3 separate regions of the Homo sapiens genome follow, and regions 2 and 3 are each linked to region 1. A link is a contact called in ENCODE Hi-C data. All regions are on one chromosome and are shown on one strand. Each heading gives the region's core, a stretch centred on a gene start or an enhancer-like site at or near the end of the contact. The rest is flanking DNA. Distances are from core to core; before and after follow the strand shown.

What was found. A loop is a pair of places that touch in the nucleus more often than their neighbours do. Pooled maps may share reads with other maps.
Region 2: a loop to region 1 is called in a map of ascending aorta, with 2.5 times the contacts of the local background. The contact joins two enhancer-like sites. A Hi-C loop is called at or near these places in 2 of 168 maps with a recorded cell type or tissue (ascending aorta and sigmoid colon) and 8 of 50 pooled maps.
Region 3: a pooled map shows a loop between it and region 1 (2.5-fold over the local background). The contact joins two enhancer-like sites. A Hi-C loop is called at or near these places in 1 of 168 maps with a recorded cell type or tissue (GM12878), 8 of 37 single-sample maps with no recorded cell type and 14 of 50 pooled maps.

The regions. Positions count from the first base shown.
Region 1 is chr5:68,250,395-68,255,470 of GRCh38, reverse strand. All of the region lies in intron 2 of PIK3R1 (phosphoinositide-3-kinase regulatory subunit 1), which reads right to left. Among named protein-coding and RNA genes, the nearest start is that of PIK3R1, 37 kb to the right of the region's middle. RefSeq lists an enhancer at 4,715-5,076. Within about 2 kb of position 2,655, at least 28 of the 41 ENCODE cell types and tissues checked have a DNase peak (open chromatin) inside an H3K27ac peak, as active enhancers do; they include ascending aorta, where a contact is called at or near this core.
Region 2 is chr5:68,025,625-68,030,700 of GRCh38, reverse strand. No RefSeq gene overlaps it. Among named protein-coding and RNA genes, the nearest start is that of LINC02219, 160 kb to the left of the region's middle. Within about 2 kb of position 2,884, at least 6 of the 41 ENCODE cell types and tissues checked have a DNase peak (open chromatin) inside an H3K27ac peak, as active enhancers do; they include ascending aorta, where a contact is called at or near this core.
Region 3 is chr5:68,084,629-68,089,704 of GRCh38, reverse strand. The region is part of intron 1 of LOC124900990 (a long non-coding RNA gene); the gene reads right to left. Among named protein-coding and RNA genes, the nearest start is that of LINC02219, 100 kb to the left of the region's middle. Within about 2 kb of position 2,769, at least 3 of the 41 ENCODE cell types and tissues checked have a DNase peak (open chromatin) inside an H3K27ac peak, as active enhancers do.

The DNA of each region.
Region 1 (5,076 bases), core at 1,406-3,905:
AGAAGCAGCTAACAAGTGACATTTGTTTTACCCCACTGCTGAAGCACAGGATGAGGCTGAATCGGAGGCTGACCCAGATAATGATGGTATTGGGATATAGCTTAGTGGAGAATGAATACCTCCAAAGTCTCCCAAACCTGAATCACCATTTGTTCCTTTACAACACTAACTTCCCTTTATCGGTAAGAGTGGGTTATTTCTTATATCCATGGCACGGAAAAATCTTTATCTGACAAAAATTTTGAGAGGACCAAAAAGTGAGTACTTTGCAAATCAGGGACTGAAACAATTCTCCTTTGGTCATTTTAGAAAATCAGATGCTGCTAAATTTCATCACCTACTTAGAAATCTCAGAAGCTCTAATAAAGCCCTGGAGCAACCCAAAGACAAATGTTCCAGGCCATTCCAGATTCATTTCCCTTGAAGGATCTCTCACCAGTAAGTGCAGCCTCTGAGCAGCAGCTCGTCCATTTGCAGAAAAAAAATTGTGGCCTGACTTGTGTCAACTAGGGACAAAGGCAGGAGAAGAATTTGGAGGTTACTCAGTGGAAAATTTAGGAATAAGAATCTGGAACCTTAAGAAACCTTGATTTAATTTAAGATACTGCTTTGTTTGCATCATAAAAAAAAAAAAGAAAAAAAGAAAAAGACTGTACTGATGCAATCTACTCCCCTGTATTATATAAAATTTTAAGACCTAAAAGAAACACGATTATGGGTATGAACCATAACTAAGCATTTCCAAGAGTGTCTTCCCTTAAATCACATTAAAATTGTAAAAGTAAGTTACAACTGGTGACAGGCCACTTATTAGTCCATTCAGGCCAGCTCCAAGATAACAATGACTTTAATATCAAACCAATATTCCATAACCCTCTCTTTAGAATTCTTGACATGAGGTCACTGTTTATTGAAGGCTTCACTAAAATAAAGTCTTTGTAAAGATACCCTTGGGGTTAGAGGCCTAAGATGAAAATACCTTAATATGATTTCTCCTTTATAGAGAGATTCCAATGTCCCAGCCATGGATCATTCATTCCTTTGGGGGTTTTATTTTTTATTTGTTGGAAGAGTAGATGATCCCTCTGGTCCTTTTCAAATCTAAAATCCCATGATTCGAAACTCTTTTCAGTAAACTTCCAATTTTCCATACTAATTGATGAAGAGAGAGAACAAGAGAAGGGGCTTGACCATACAAAACAATGAAACATCTCAACAGTTTATATGTAAGTTAAGGATGCAGAATCATTCTTTTCTTGGGAATAAGTCTCTCCTGGTTTATCTTTGTATTTGGCAACTGCCAGAGAACAGGGAGTTCACAGAGCAATCCTGAGAAGTTTGCTCCAACACTGACTGGTCAACTGATTTATACAACATTCGAGTGTGCAGACTCACATTTACTTGCTGCATTTATGACCAAAGGGCAAACATTTAAAAATCACTCAAGATTCTGGAAAGGTTATAAAATACAAAAAAAAAAAAAAAAAGGGGGTCCACGGGAAAATAAAAAACATGACATTTATTAGCTCTTTTCTTGGAGTGGATATACATGGGTTTATAGTTCATTGTTTTCAGTCATCCTATGACTAAATAAGCTTTCCACCTGCTTAGTCAAGTGCTGAGAGAATATGACTACACCAAAGGATGTATGAAGCATGCATTTAATTTATCATAAAGAACTGTAATAAGGCAAATGTGCGCAGCTGGAACTAACTTGTACCAGATTTCGCCAATCCCCAAGCTCATAGTAGATACTTGCTAACACCTCCAGAAGTTCCGGCTGTTTTTAATTAATAGCTCATGTTGGGGGCATCTTGCCTGACTTACTAGAATGTCATTTTATTTAAAATAGGGTTCTGAACCTTAAAAAAAAATAGATCCCTTTATTTTTAAGTCAAGTAAATGATCCAAATAGAAATTTAAGTTTGGCTCTTTTAAAGGCAGCAATATTTCACATTGAATGTGCTCCCGAGGCCAGAGGAAATGTTCTTTCCTTTCCTAAAATTTCTAGCCAAGTACTCACAAACCCAGTTTCTTCCCAAGAATATTTGTTTTTTTATTTCTCAGAGCCTAGTTTTAAAAGGCTGGAACCTTTCACAAGTCAGAATAATTCCATTTGCTAGCTGGCTCTTTCTCCAAGTCCAGCTTGAATCCTATGGGACACATAAATCCTTGTCTGAAATGTAGGATAAGTGTCATGAAACATGCTAGGAAATTGGTAAACCACAGCTCAAAGCATAAATACAAAGATATAAGCGAAATCTACTCTAAAGTAAAACTATGACAAGCAGAAATACCACAATGCATTAATTCTTTAGCTAAGGTAACAAAAATATTCAAGGAAAAAGTATGTGTGTTATGACAAATCTGGGGAGAAAATAAAAATGCAACGTAGATAAAAATTAGTATTGCTAGGAGAAGAGACAAGGTAAATAAATGCACACTTGCCCTGAATTACCTAAGCCAGACATAAAGTCAATTTTTCCTGTCAAGTACTGTGTCAGGTGCCATCTGGGAAAAAAAACTGGGAGCATCTGAGAAAGGTGGAATCTGAGGGAGAAAAGGCAGAAAAGGGCATATTTTACAGCTACCATGCCGTATAGCCAATTGCCACTGGATGGCAGCGGGGTTTTACTTAGCAAAGTTGCTAAGAGCATTAGGATTGGTCATTCAATATCTGCCCTACATGTTCGGCCCCAGTAACTCAAGGTTTCAGGGAAATACAAAGTAGCTCCTTCCCACCCCCAAAATTGGGGATCTGTCCTAGAAATTGCAAATCTTTGTTCTGATTATCAGTAAATCCCTTGAAAATTACTAATTTACTATCAGAGTAAATTAAATTGGGAACTAAAATTAGAACTTCTAATAACTTCTACAATTTTGAAATTCAGAAAGCAAGCACACATGTAATCACATTTGCACGCACACATCCCTACAGTTTACTATTGCAATATTATCATCTTGAGCCCAGTACAACAAATTGGAACCACATTTTATTCTACTTTTTCTTGTTAACTTGATGGCTTCACCACACTTTTAAATGCTACACACTCCCTTCCCTCTCCCTTGGCATCTGATCCCCCCACTTTTTTTTTTTTGTAAATTCAGTAATCTCACCAGCAACAAGCTTTGCTTTCAAATAAGCATATCTGCCAACTTAAACAGCATCTCCTAAGGCAGCGGAGTAATGAAAGACACATGTAGGTACTTGCCTGTCATCAGATGCAAGCTCACGTCTGCCTGAAATTGGGCCTGTAATTCTGCTGATCCTCGGGTTCAGGACAGCATGGCCGAGAGTGGTCTACAATGCGGCCCTTAGTCTAAACAGCAGATGAAGGATGCAAGGGGCCAACCTTTTTCATCCCTGCTGGGCTCTTGACCAGTTGTTGCTCTTTAGTTCAAGGGGGAGATGTGAGGGATTGCTCAAACACTTGGCAGACAGAAAGGTCTTAAGACAGCAAGTAGTGAATTCTACCTCATTCCTGCTGATGAACTTGAGGCAGTGCTTTCCAAGCCCAAACTCATGATCCAACCAGAACATCTCCAAGAACAGTCACTCCTGCACACAGCCAAGGCTCCACCACCCCCAACCGGGTGAGGGCCCTACACAACTCCTGATCTGAGCCCCTCCTCAGATGAGACAGAGTTTGCTCCTTTCCCTCTCATAATGCAGTCAACTGTGTGATTTCCTTTGGGGAAATACAAACATTTTGTTTAAAAACTTGCAAAGTCTGAAGAATGGAAAAGTGTGAAAAGGCTGAAAAACTTGAAAGAAAGGAGTTGTAGTTCTGTCCATAAAAAAAGCTTCCTACTTTTTTGCAGCTGGGGCTACCATCAGAAATCAGTGGCTGATTCATCCAGGCCTACAGGAATCCCCTCTTTCCACCCCGCCCCCACCACCTACAGACTGACTTGAGCACCCTTTTATGCCCTTCCTGTAAGTGTTAGTGAACGGCTTACAAACGTTCAGTGCCCTTAGTTCTGCCAAACAAGTAAAAACTTCAAGGGTTGTGAGGGCTCACGAAGACATACTCATTATAAAAATTATTATTTTTTTAAAAAAGGAACCTAACAGGGTCCACTGAAAAACCAACTCATCAACACAGTTTATATCTTCCATCTTCTGAACTGGCAGCCTAAAAGTCATCTCAAGCACAGGGCTACCAGAGATGTGCTGCAAAGTGTTTTTTTTAAGAGGTTTCCACCAGACATTATTAAATTACTATTTTAAAATTAAATCTAGGATCCAGGAATTTTACCTTCCATAATAACAAGGGTGAGAGTAACTAATATAACCACTGTATCCTCCACCTTGAAGAATCTCTTCAGATAGTTGAAGTAGGATCCTTATCAGAAAGCGGTGGCAGTAACCCATTGTGTGCTGACTGGTTTTTATCCTATCTGGAAATCAATCATTTCCCTCCCTTTCCTTCTCCCTTGGGGAATTACAAAACAGACACGGAGCACCAGATTAACTTTCCTTTGTTCACAAAACGAAAACATACACACTCTCTTAAAATTATCTTCTGAAGGATATGAATTAGGCTTCCTCTTGAGCTCAGTACTGCTGGTAAGCAGGTTCTGAAGTCTCATAACTAATCTAAAGAACTCCAAGAGCACCAATTCAAGCTCCTCAAGTAGTGCTGGTTTTAGGAACTTAGGGCTGAGGACACATAGGCCTGCTAACAAAGCAAGGGCTCTCCTCGCAGGGCTGAATGCTAATAATAGGAAGTCTCCAACTTACATGTGGATTGTGTTTCCAAAGCTCATTTGTAAGCTGGCTGTGCGAAATCCAGAACACATTTTCCCCAAAAAAGCTTTATAAATGGTGGTTAGGTCCTGAGATTAGATCCCCAAAGTCTATTTCACTCAAGTGATTTTGCATGACTACATTGGCAATGACTGCAAACGGGCATGTTTTGGTGACATAAAGGGTAATATAAACTTCAGTAAACAAACATGGAAAACTAACTCACTTATCATAGCTTCTATTATATGTCTAAGTCTATCAAGGCCAATGGAAATAATCTAATCCCCCCACGCCTGACTTTCATCACTGATGTCAGAGGCAAGGAG
Region 2 (5,076 bases), core at 1,635-4,134, 220 kb after region 1:
ACAGGCTTATCTTCGTGGAACAAGTTGGATTGAGTTTGGCATAAAGGAGTGGTCAGGATTTTGGCGGGGAGATAGGGGGAAGGAGATTTCAGGGCTGAGATCTGAATGGGCTGCCTCTTCACCTCATTGGCTTAGCTCCACACTTTGCTGGGATTTCTGCTTTTGAGTCCTGTCTGTAGGCTCCACTTCTTCATCACTATTGTTAAGGGGACACTGGCAGATCTAATTTCTTGGCTGGTACTACCTTAGGCTGGTCAAATGAAACTCCAGGTTGCAAAGCTGGGCTCATAGGCATAGCCCAGCATTTACAAGGGGGAGCTATGGTGCCCTTGCTTGAGATATTTATTTGCTTTCTACACTGAGAATCTCTCAGCAAATTTTTTTTCCTTTAATCAAAGTTGCCATAAATGAGCCTCTGGCTCTCCAGGTGACCTTACCTCAGGAAGGTCTCTGTACTTCTGAATGGCTGTACCCAATTCAGAGCGTCAGATATACTGCTGCCTCCTTCCCCTGGCTCTGTAGCATTGGAGTTGTTTTCAGAGGGGAAATCTGTGCATCTCCCCCATGCTTCATGGTCCTTCCAACTGTTCTAATGCAGGGTTAGACATTCCGAAGTTAACCCTTCACCCTTTTCCCCCATAGGTCTTTCTCAGCAAATGACAGATGGACACAGGTGAATTGACCCAGATCTTCATCCTATGTCAGGAGAATCCTCACTCAACTCACTAGGTACATTTGAGTTAACCTTAGTTAAGGCTCTTTTGAGGTATCCATTTAATAAACTGTTAGTACAGTTCATCTGAATTCAGTTATTTCTGATAAAAACTTAGATTTTTTTAAAAAGGGCTATATAGGGTAAACTATAACATTTACCTTTAACATCTGAAATGGACTAGTTAGTACTAGGAGGCCACATGCTCCACGGGCTTTTGCTTCAACTTGTCTTGAACCCTTGGAGACATCATTCACCCCTCTAGTCCTTGTTTTCCTTGCTTGTATATGGGGTGGATGTTGTTTAAAGTTCCCTCCAGAATTGACTTATCTAAGAAATTACAGATACCGTTTTCATTTGTTCACATGTAAGTTATAAGAGCATGCATGAAGGTACTGGTGAGTGTGGTGGCTCATGCCTGTAATCCTAGCACTTTGGGAGGCCAAGGTGGGAGGATTGCTTGAGCTCAGGATTTTGAGACCAGCCTGGGCAACAGCAAGACCTAATCACTATAAAAAATTCAAAAATTAGCTGGGCGTGGTAGTGCACGCCTGCAGTCCCAGCTACCTGGGGGGCTGAGGTGGGAGGATAGCTTAGGAGGTCAAGTCTGCAGTGAGCCATGATGGTGCTACTATACTTGAGCCTGGGCAACAAAGCAAGACCCTGTCTCAAAAAATAAAAAGTTTAAGCTTCTCACTCTTCCTGTTGTTGACCTCAGTGGTCCTTCTAAGGATACAAGCTGCTCCCTCTTAAAGAGGCTCTGTAGTTTTTACTCTCTCTCTCTTTCTGTCTTGCTCGCACATTCATATACCATTTGAGGCTCACATAATGGATCAGGCTATTTACTTTCCCTTTCAAGAAACCTTGTCATTTGATTGGGATAGATCTGATATCTGGGACATCTGGGTCATGTGTTATTAGGAGGAGAATCTAACTGACCTTTCCCACCTCCCCACCTCCTATAATAAATGCTTCTCTCTAACATCTTCTGCTTTCTTCTCTTTAAAGTGACCCCTGCCTATAGCAACCTTATGAGTGGGCACAGGGCATAGTTAACTTCCAGAGGCATTTGCTGTCTCAGACAGAGCTGCAGCTGCCTGGGGCTGGTAGAAAGTCTACTGGTTGATCATCAGTTCGGACTAATCATTACCCACTAAGCATAGATGACCATGTGGAGGGCAGGCTGCAATGGACGGTGCTTTACTTTCCCTTGCCAGGGCTGTCTAGATGAACCAGACTTCCACCAAACTGGAAGTAGCATTGGAGACACTTTCCAGGTTACAGTGTGAGGTGTTAGAATGAATACTCCAGTTCAGTGTGGGTGGACTCACGTATCTGCATTTTAAACAAGTGCCCATTTGATTCTTGTGGAAACTAACTTTTCTTCCAAGCTGTAACCGCTAGCTAACTTTATATTACATAGTCATCTGATTATTGCCTTCCTGCTTCACACCCACTCCCTGCCCTCCCTGTAGAATGCTCCAGGATTATACAAAATTTGTCTTTTGGCTTGCTACTACATGTATCTCCAGAATCTGGTACATAATAGATGTTTAAATGACTACTTATTAAATGAGTTAAAGTCTAAAAAACAGTCTATCTTGACAGGTTGCAGAATACTGATGACTCATGTGTTTCTTATAATAAAATTTCCTCCTGATATGTTGTGATAACATTCTTGTGAGTGTGTTTGAATATGTGGAGGTAGATGGAAGGAAAGATTGGTTTAATTCACTACTCTGCCCCAGGATTTAGGATGTGGACTTGAGCCAAATAAATGCAATATCTCTGGATTTTAAACTAGACCACTTATACTGTGGGCCTATATGCTTTTAAAAACATTATTTCTGTTAAAACCAGACTTCTATACTGAACCAATTGAACAGATAGTCTAGAATAAAATAATTTGCTGTTAGAGTTTGACTGTAAATCAGCCTCTGTATAAAGAAAATGTTTGACGGTCTTATGGCAGTGAAACATAAACAAACTGTAAATACATTCTTTTCACTGGTTTGTCAGGCTGGGCAAAACTTGACTGTTCACATCATCTTTGTATGGTCTATCAAAGTCTCAAATGAAAATATATTTTTGAGCTTTGTAAGATCCCAACAAAGAAAAATAAAGAGTTCCTTCGTCTACAGACCAAGCACAAGTATTAGGTGGCCTGCCAAGCTCCAAGCAGAACAAGAATGTGGCTGTTGCAGCCAAGTTCAGCTATCATAAATTTAAATATGCATTCCTTCTACTTGAGAATGGCTTATTTCCGTCACTTAGAGGAAGAGCTGACTCTTCCCTTGCAGACAAGCACCAGGCTTGGAAAAAAGCTATAAAGTAAATTAAAGTACCACAAGGTATTTACTAGCCTGCAAAATGTGCACCACGTTTAAGATCTTTCCAGCATGCTTCGTGATGAGGCTAAACAGATGAAATTATGCAACTATAGCCAAACTCCATCTCCAGTCTTACCTGTAAATGGTAACTCACAACCAAAGGGAGCAGAAAAAGAAATACTGGAAAGGAGAGAAACCAAATTTTGTGCTGCTTCACTGAGAAACATTTAAATGAAGGATAAAGAGCCAAGGGAAGCACCGGGAAAGAAAATATAATTTTCACTACACTCTATCGGAACCACCACCCCGATAATAGTGTTATTGGCACATTAGCTGTATGGTTGTGTTTACTGAAGTATTCTTTGGATACAGGTCATATGGTCAGGCTATCCTGTATTTAAAAAGCAAGATTGGTCTTAGAGATAAGACCAGGCAAGTCATCAAATATAATGCTTAATTATGTGGAGGGAGGACATTTACAACCAGGAACCGGAACTGAGCTGAGATGTTGAAGTGATTGACCAGTGAGAATTCACTTGAAGCCTGAACAGGGACAAAGAAAAGGATGTTTGGACACTGACTCTTACGTATCAAAAAGAAAAAAAGGATTTGCATGGGGCAGCAAAATGAAAGTTAGGAAGCAAGAATCCTTGAAAATTTCTATAAACATTGTGAATTGACATTGCCTTGTATCCAAATTAACTCTGGTAGCTCCACGTTACCTTGACGGGTGAATATTTTCTCACATCTTTGATTTTTTTCTTATGATTTTATCATGTAAATAAAGAAGAAGGAAGAAGGGAAGGTAATGAACATGTATTGAGTGTCTACTATGTGTCCAGAGTGTTACATATGTGCTCATAAAGTTCCCAAATTCTCTTGCCTTTGGGGTTTCTTTTAAATGCTCAACAAATGTAACCCGATGCTCCATTCCACAGGTTCTCATCTTCCTGAGTTTCCCCTTTCTTAGTAATCTTGTGCTTGCTAGAAAATGCACCCTCAGTCCTCTGATCTGGCTTTTGTCATCTCTCACATTAGACTTCTCTTTCAGGCATTTCTCTTCACACTTTTTGATTTCTGTAATGCCCTCTGGCTTCTCCCCACCCTGAGGCACTCTTGGTATGAACAAATACTCTTCTCCTTTTCTCAGAAAGCATGGTTACTACCTACCAATTTTTAATGTATGATAAAACTTTACAAATAGCTTGAGAATAACAGAAGACAATTACAATGCCAAGATGGAAAATTCAGACTATATATCAGACATTCCTACTCCTGGAAACACAAACCAAGCTCCTTCACAAAGGATCAGTGATTGGTTGCTTCCTCCTGAGCCCCAGTCTGCTACCCTGGTCAGGGGCTGTCCCCACTCCCTCAACTCTGTACTCACTAGACTTAGGCCAAGTTTCCCTCAACCTGTCTTAATGTCCCAGACCTGTCTTAATGTCTTAATTATTGTGCATAGAAGTCTAGCTCCTCATTCTCCAAAATGTCTTAGTTGTGAAATGGGATTTGGCCTTTTCCTTTGGATAATGAAATCCCCCTTGAAATGCTCTTCACAGACAAAAGCGTCAACTTCCTCCAAAAGCACATTCTTGAGCAACAGTTACAAATTGCAGGTGGCTTTCAGATAGTAATTATATATATATATTTTAATTATTATATGTATATATATATTTTTCTTCTTCTTAGACATGGCTACACACATTGCTATGATCTGAATATGTCACCCCAAATTTATGTGTTGGAAACTTAATTTCCAATGCAACTGTGTTGGGAGGTGGGGCCTAGTAAGAGGTGTTTAGGTCATGAGGGCTCTGCCCTCATTAATGGATTAATGCCACGATCTAAAGGGCTTGTGGGGTTGGGTTTGCTCTCTTCTGCTCTTCTGCCATGTGAGGACACTGTAAGAAGTCCTTACCAGATGTTGGTGCTATGATCTTGGACTTCTCAGCCTCCAGAACCGTGAGGAATAAATTTTTGTTCTTTATAAACTACCCAGTCTCAGGTATTTTGTTATAGCAGCAAATATTA
Region 3 (5,076 bases), core at 1,520-4,019, 170 kb after region 1:
CTTGTCTTCATTCATGTTCAGTCTATCCTAATATATATATATATATTTTTGAGACAGGGTCTCACTCTGTTGCCCAGGCTGGAGTGTAGCAGCACAATCACTGCAGCCTCAACCACATGGGCTCACGCAATCCTCCTGCCTCAGTCTCCTGAGTAGCTGAGACCACAGGTGTGTGCCACCACACCTGACTTTTTTTTTTTTTTTTTTTTTTTTTTTGTAGAGATAGGTTCTGACTATATTGCCTAGGGTGGTCTTGAACTCCTGGGCCCAAGTGATCCTTCTTCCTTGGCCTCCCAAAGTGCTGAGATTATAGGCATGAGCCACCATGCCTGGTCATAAATTAAAAAACAAAACAAAAAAACAAAACAAAACAAAAACTCTCAGTTTTGGCTTGTCTTGATAGTCCTTCAATAAACTGCTTCCATTTCTCACTTCCAAACACCTTCTTTTCTTTGTAATACTAAATTCCTAAATATGCTTAAAGCCCTTTCAAAACTATTTATTGTGTATCATATCAAGTTCTCACTATTCTGGCTTGCTGTTCTAGGCTTTCCTTAGTTTCATCCTGAACTTCTCAGACTCCTTTACATGTTTGCTGCGACCAGACAATCCTACTTCTGAGTCTTCTCTCATGCTATTTCCCTTTTATTTCTGGAATGCCTGGAAGCTCTCTGCAGTCTTCCCTTTGCTCTGTCTCTATAAAGCCTACTTAGGTTTCAAGACTCAACTTGAGGGCTCTCTTCTCTCTGAAGATTTGTCCTTCTTCTTCTAATACACTTGTTTCTTTATTTTCTGAACTCCTTTTATAGTGTTAGTCACCACCACATTTATGTATCTTCTTGTTTGCTAATCATTTTGTGACTTCTTTTAATCCATCTGACTTGATTTCAAGGTGTTTAGTACCAAAGACCATGCCTTTATACTTCTTTCTCTCCCCTCCTAGAGTTGAGCACAATGATGAACACACATTAGGATTTAAATAAATTCACCTTTGTAAGTTCCAGGGCAGTCATGGACTATTCAGCAAACATAGACAATGATTTCTGTTAGGAGACAACAGGCTTTATCTACTAGAATTCTCTGAGCGGGTCAATAAGCATGCGGACATCATTTCTTAAACTTTTCAAAAACCTTGACAATTTTCCACACCAGAGGTTATTTAAAGATAAAAATGAGTCATGATGAGATTGTGGGGAATGTTTTGTCATGGTAAGGGAACTGGCTTAGGGTTCGGAAACAGCCTGAACCACTGCTTCTAGTAATGAATTCCATATGTTTACAACCTTCCACCCAGAGAAAATGGGGCCCTTCTCTGAAAAAGGAGGTCATATGGAGGGGAACCCCAAAAGGGTGCACATCTGTTTTATTTAGCATGTTTGGGAGGAGAGCTCACAATGAAATCTTTCTCAGAAATAGTGTCAATCAAAAGAGGGAACACTCGAGAAAACTTTGGTAGGGGTACATGTCATCAAAGATGTGACCAATGAGTCTGTGTTCTGTTCAATGACAAGAGAGACCCCTAGAGAAAATGCAACACAGGCTAGTTTTAGGTGCTGAATTCTGAGCTATCTGTTACTAGCAAGCAAGGGAACCAGGACATTCGGTTCTCTGGAGAGGCTAATCATTTGGCACCTCTTCAAACAGTGTTAAAGTATTTGCTAAACACTTATTTAGAAGAAAGGCTTAAGGCTACCTGGGAGAAGAGCCAAGAAGGCGGCAGCTCTAACTTCTTTTCTGTTGTCCTGAGACATTCATTTCAACCCCAAAGTTGCATATCCATATCATGGAAACAAAATAACAACTCTGCAGTTGACTGAACCCACCTTCCTCAGGGACTGTCTACTGTAACTCTATTAGGAGTTCTGGACTCTCACCTCCTCACCATTGCTATTCCAAATGGACTCCTATTGCTATATTGCTATTCCAAAGAATATCACTATTCCAAATGTACTCCTATTTGATAAAAGGAATTTTAACATAACAGTTGCTTGTTGCTAGAAATTAGTCTTGGGAGGAAAAGAGAATACACAAACAATCTGAAAGATTTGAATGATCTGAAAGAAAGAGGGCTTTATGGCAGGAGAAAGTATGACTCCCACCTGAAGTACAAGATGGAATCTAGAACCATCACGAGCCACTGTACTAATACAGGTAAGACAGGCCTGGGACCACCAGACCTGATGTAGACATTTCCAGGGGCTGGCAAGATGTTGATAGCTGTGGGACTAGGTGTTGCAGCCTTTGCAATTGAATATTTTACAGCTGCATATTTCAAGTCTGGAAACTTCTGCAACAAGTAGTCACAGAACATGTGAAAATTTCAACCCCTAGCCTTTCATACTCCTATAAAAAGGATTTAAACAGACAAAATGGGTAGGCGAGAAGCTAGTCTTATTTTAGGTGTAAGCCCATCTGCTGGTAAAGCTGAGATTAGAATGCTTCATAGAAAAATCATGATTTCAAATTAAGCGGATAACAATGACTCTCTTGTTTAGCAACCCAAATATACAAAGCAGAAGTCATGCTAGATTGAGCACCAAACAGTGATGTGCAAGGAGAAAGCAGAGCCTTTTCGTTCTTTCTTTTTATTAAAAAAAAAAAGTCCTATACAATGATCACATCCATTTCTTTTCAGGCAACTTAACAACAAATGATTAGCACAGACAAAAGAATTGAAGGAAGGAAGAAGCCGAATCCTTGGTGGTGAGTGCAGAAGAGGAATTTGCTCTTGGCAGGGCCCTCGTGATAGAGGAGAAGCTGAGTCAGGGATTCACGGAACAGAGCAATAAACAGATGGCCGCGCTGAGAGCAGTAATGACTGGACTTTCCAATGGCATCAAAAAGGTTTTTTTTTTTGTTTTCACCTCTCAATAACCGTGAACAGATATTTTAAGAAGTGGCAACACGTTAGAAAGAATAATTAATCTTTCCGGCTGAAAATAATTGTAACAGGAGTCTATAAGATCCCGAAAGTAGGAAGCTATACAATTGCTTCCTCAATACGAGCATCTGTTTAACCTTGTAGAGCAGGCACAACGTAATAGTCAATATGCTGCAACCCGGGGACACCCTGTTGGACAAGGCACTGCCCTAGACTTCATGGAACTCACCATGAAACTCCTTGTGAGAGGGACAGAAGCATGAGCATGCATATAGGAAGCCTTCAGTGGCCTCCTTTACTCCCATCCCCATTCACTACTACTCTCTCCACTCCAAGCCTGTGGCAGCTTTGTCCATCTTTCTTTATAGCACAGGTTACATTGAATTATGGCTGCCTGTTTCCTTGGAGCTCCTTAAAGTTATACACTATATTTTGCAGAATACATATTCATTGGCTAGTTAATTAAATTAATGGAAGAAACATATCCCTCAAGGGGATTTGAAACACCATACAAAAATACCTAAGAGTGACAGAGTAAAAATAAATCAGTGCATAAATAAATAAAATCAGTATACAGAGAAAACAGGTTAGAAAAAGTAAGATATATCCAGAGTAAGAAGATACTTCTTTTGAAAAGAACAAGAATGTTAAAATTTGAATTTTTTATAGAGACAGAGTCTCCCTACGTTGCCCACACTGGTCTCAAACTCCAGGCCTCAAGCAATTCTTCCTTGACCTCTCAAAGTGCTGGGATTACCCACCACGCCTGACCGGAAGAAACTCTTAAACTGAATTTTGCAGGGTGGATGGAGGTTTTTGGGCAGAGAAGTGAGGTTAAAGGAATTCTAGGCAGGGAGTTCTGGCATGTACCATGTTTGAATAACGGTGATGCTGGAAGCTGGGGTGGAGGGGGTGCTGATGAGGCTTGAGATTAGTGGGAGCTGCACTGTGGAAGGCTGTACAGAACAAGTTATGGATAGGAATTTATCTTGTGGGAACCTGGGAGCCAAAAATCATCATGATTGGATCCACATTTCAGAAATGTCTCTCTAGCAGCAGGGTGTTGGACAGATAAGAACATAAATTATGGAAGGCTGTCAGTTCCTTCTTTAATATCAACTCTCCTCAAATCTCTCATCATGTTTTCTATGAACATCAGAAGGAGACCTCACCTCTTATTTTGCAATTTTTGAATAGAACAAAAAAAAACTATTTGATGTGAACTTTTTGGAATACTTGGCTGCTCCCTCAGTCAACAAGAAGTACAACCACCCTCAAGTTCATTCCTCCTAGCCAATGAAAGAGGTACCTCTTTTCCTGCCTAAGACTCATTAGTTCACAATATCTGGTCAGGCATGTGGCTTCCCTTCGCTCCTATCTTTTGCCCCTTCTCTGTCCTGGCTCCTTCTTAACCAATAAAGCATACCCTTCCTCAGACCCTAGGTTCCCCTCAGATCATAAACTCTCCTTTTTTCCACAGTTAAGTTGCTGGAGATTTTCTACATTCACAGTCTGTATTTCTTCTCTTCTAAGTCACTCCTCAACAAATTTTTATTTGGATTTGATACCAAATTGCTCTTGCCAAGATTCCAGTAACCTCCAAGTAGCTAAGACTAAAGAATACTTCCATTATTATCTTATTCGACGTGACTGTAGCATTTGAAACAGTTGACTATTGCCTCCTTGAAACTCTCTCTTCCTTCATTTCCTCTTTCCTTTTCCATATAAAAAATATTTTTGTATTTCTATATGGAATACTATGATTAAATATAAATATTGTAATTACAACCCCAGCTTTTTTTGCAGACCTAGAATCCCATGCTTATCTCTTAAATGTTTATGTTTTCTAGAAATACTTCTCTGGACCTGAGAAAAAAGATGGATTAAAGGGACACATTTACGCATTATTAAAAGATGGGTCCACATGAAACCATCATTGGGATGACATTCAATAAGGAAGAAAAAAGAATAATGATACAATCCTAAGGAATATCAATATTCATGAAGTTGGGAAGAGAAATCAGGTAACACAAAGAAAGTGCAAATCAGAGGAGCAGATGGACAAAGTAAAGACAAGCATCAAGAAAGCCATGGATGAAGAGTTTTAAGAGGGAAGTGCCCTTTGGAAAGGTGAAGTACAATAATACATAACAAGCTCACTAGATGTGGCAATTAGGATACCAGTGTGGCCTTTG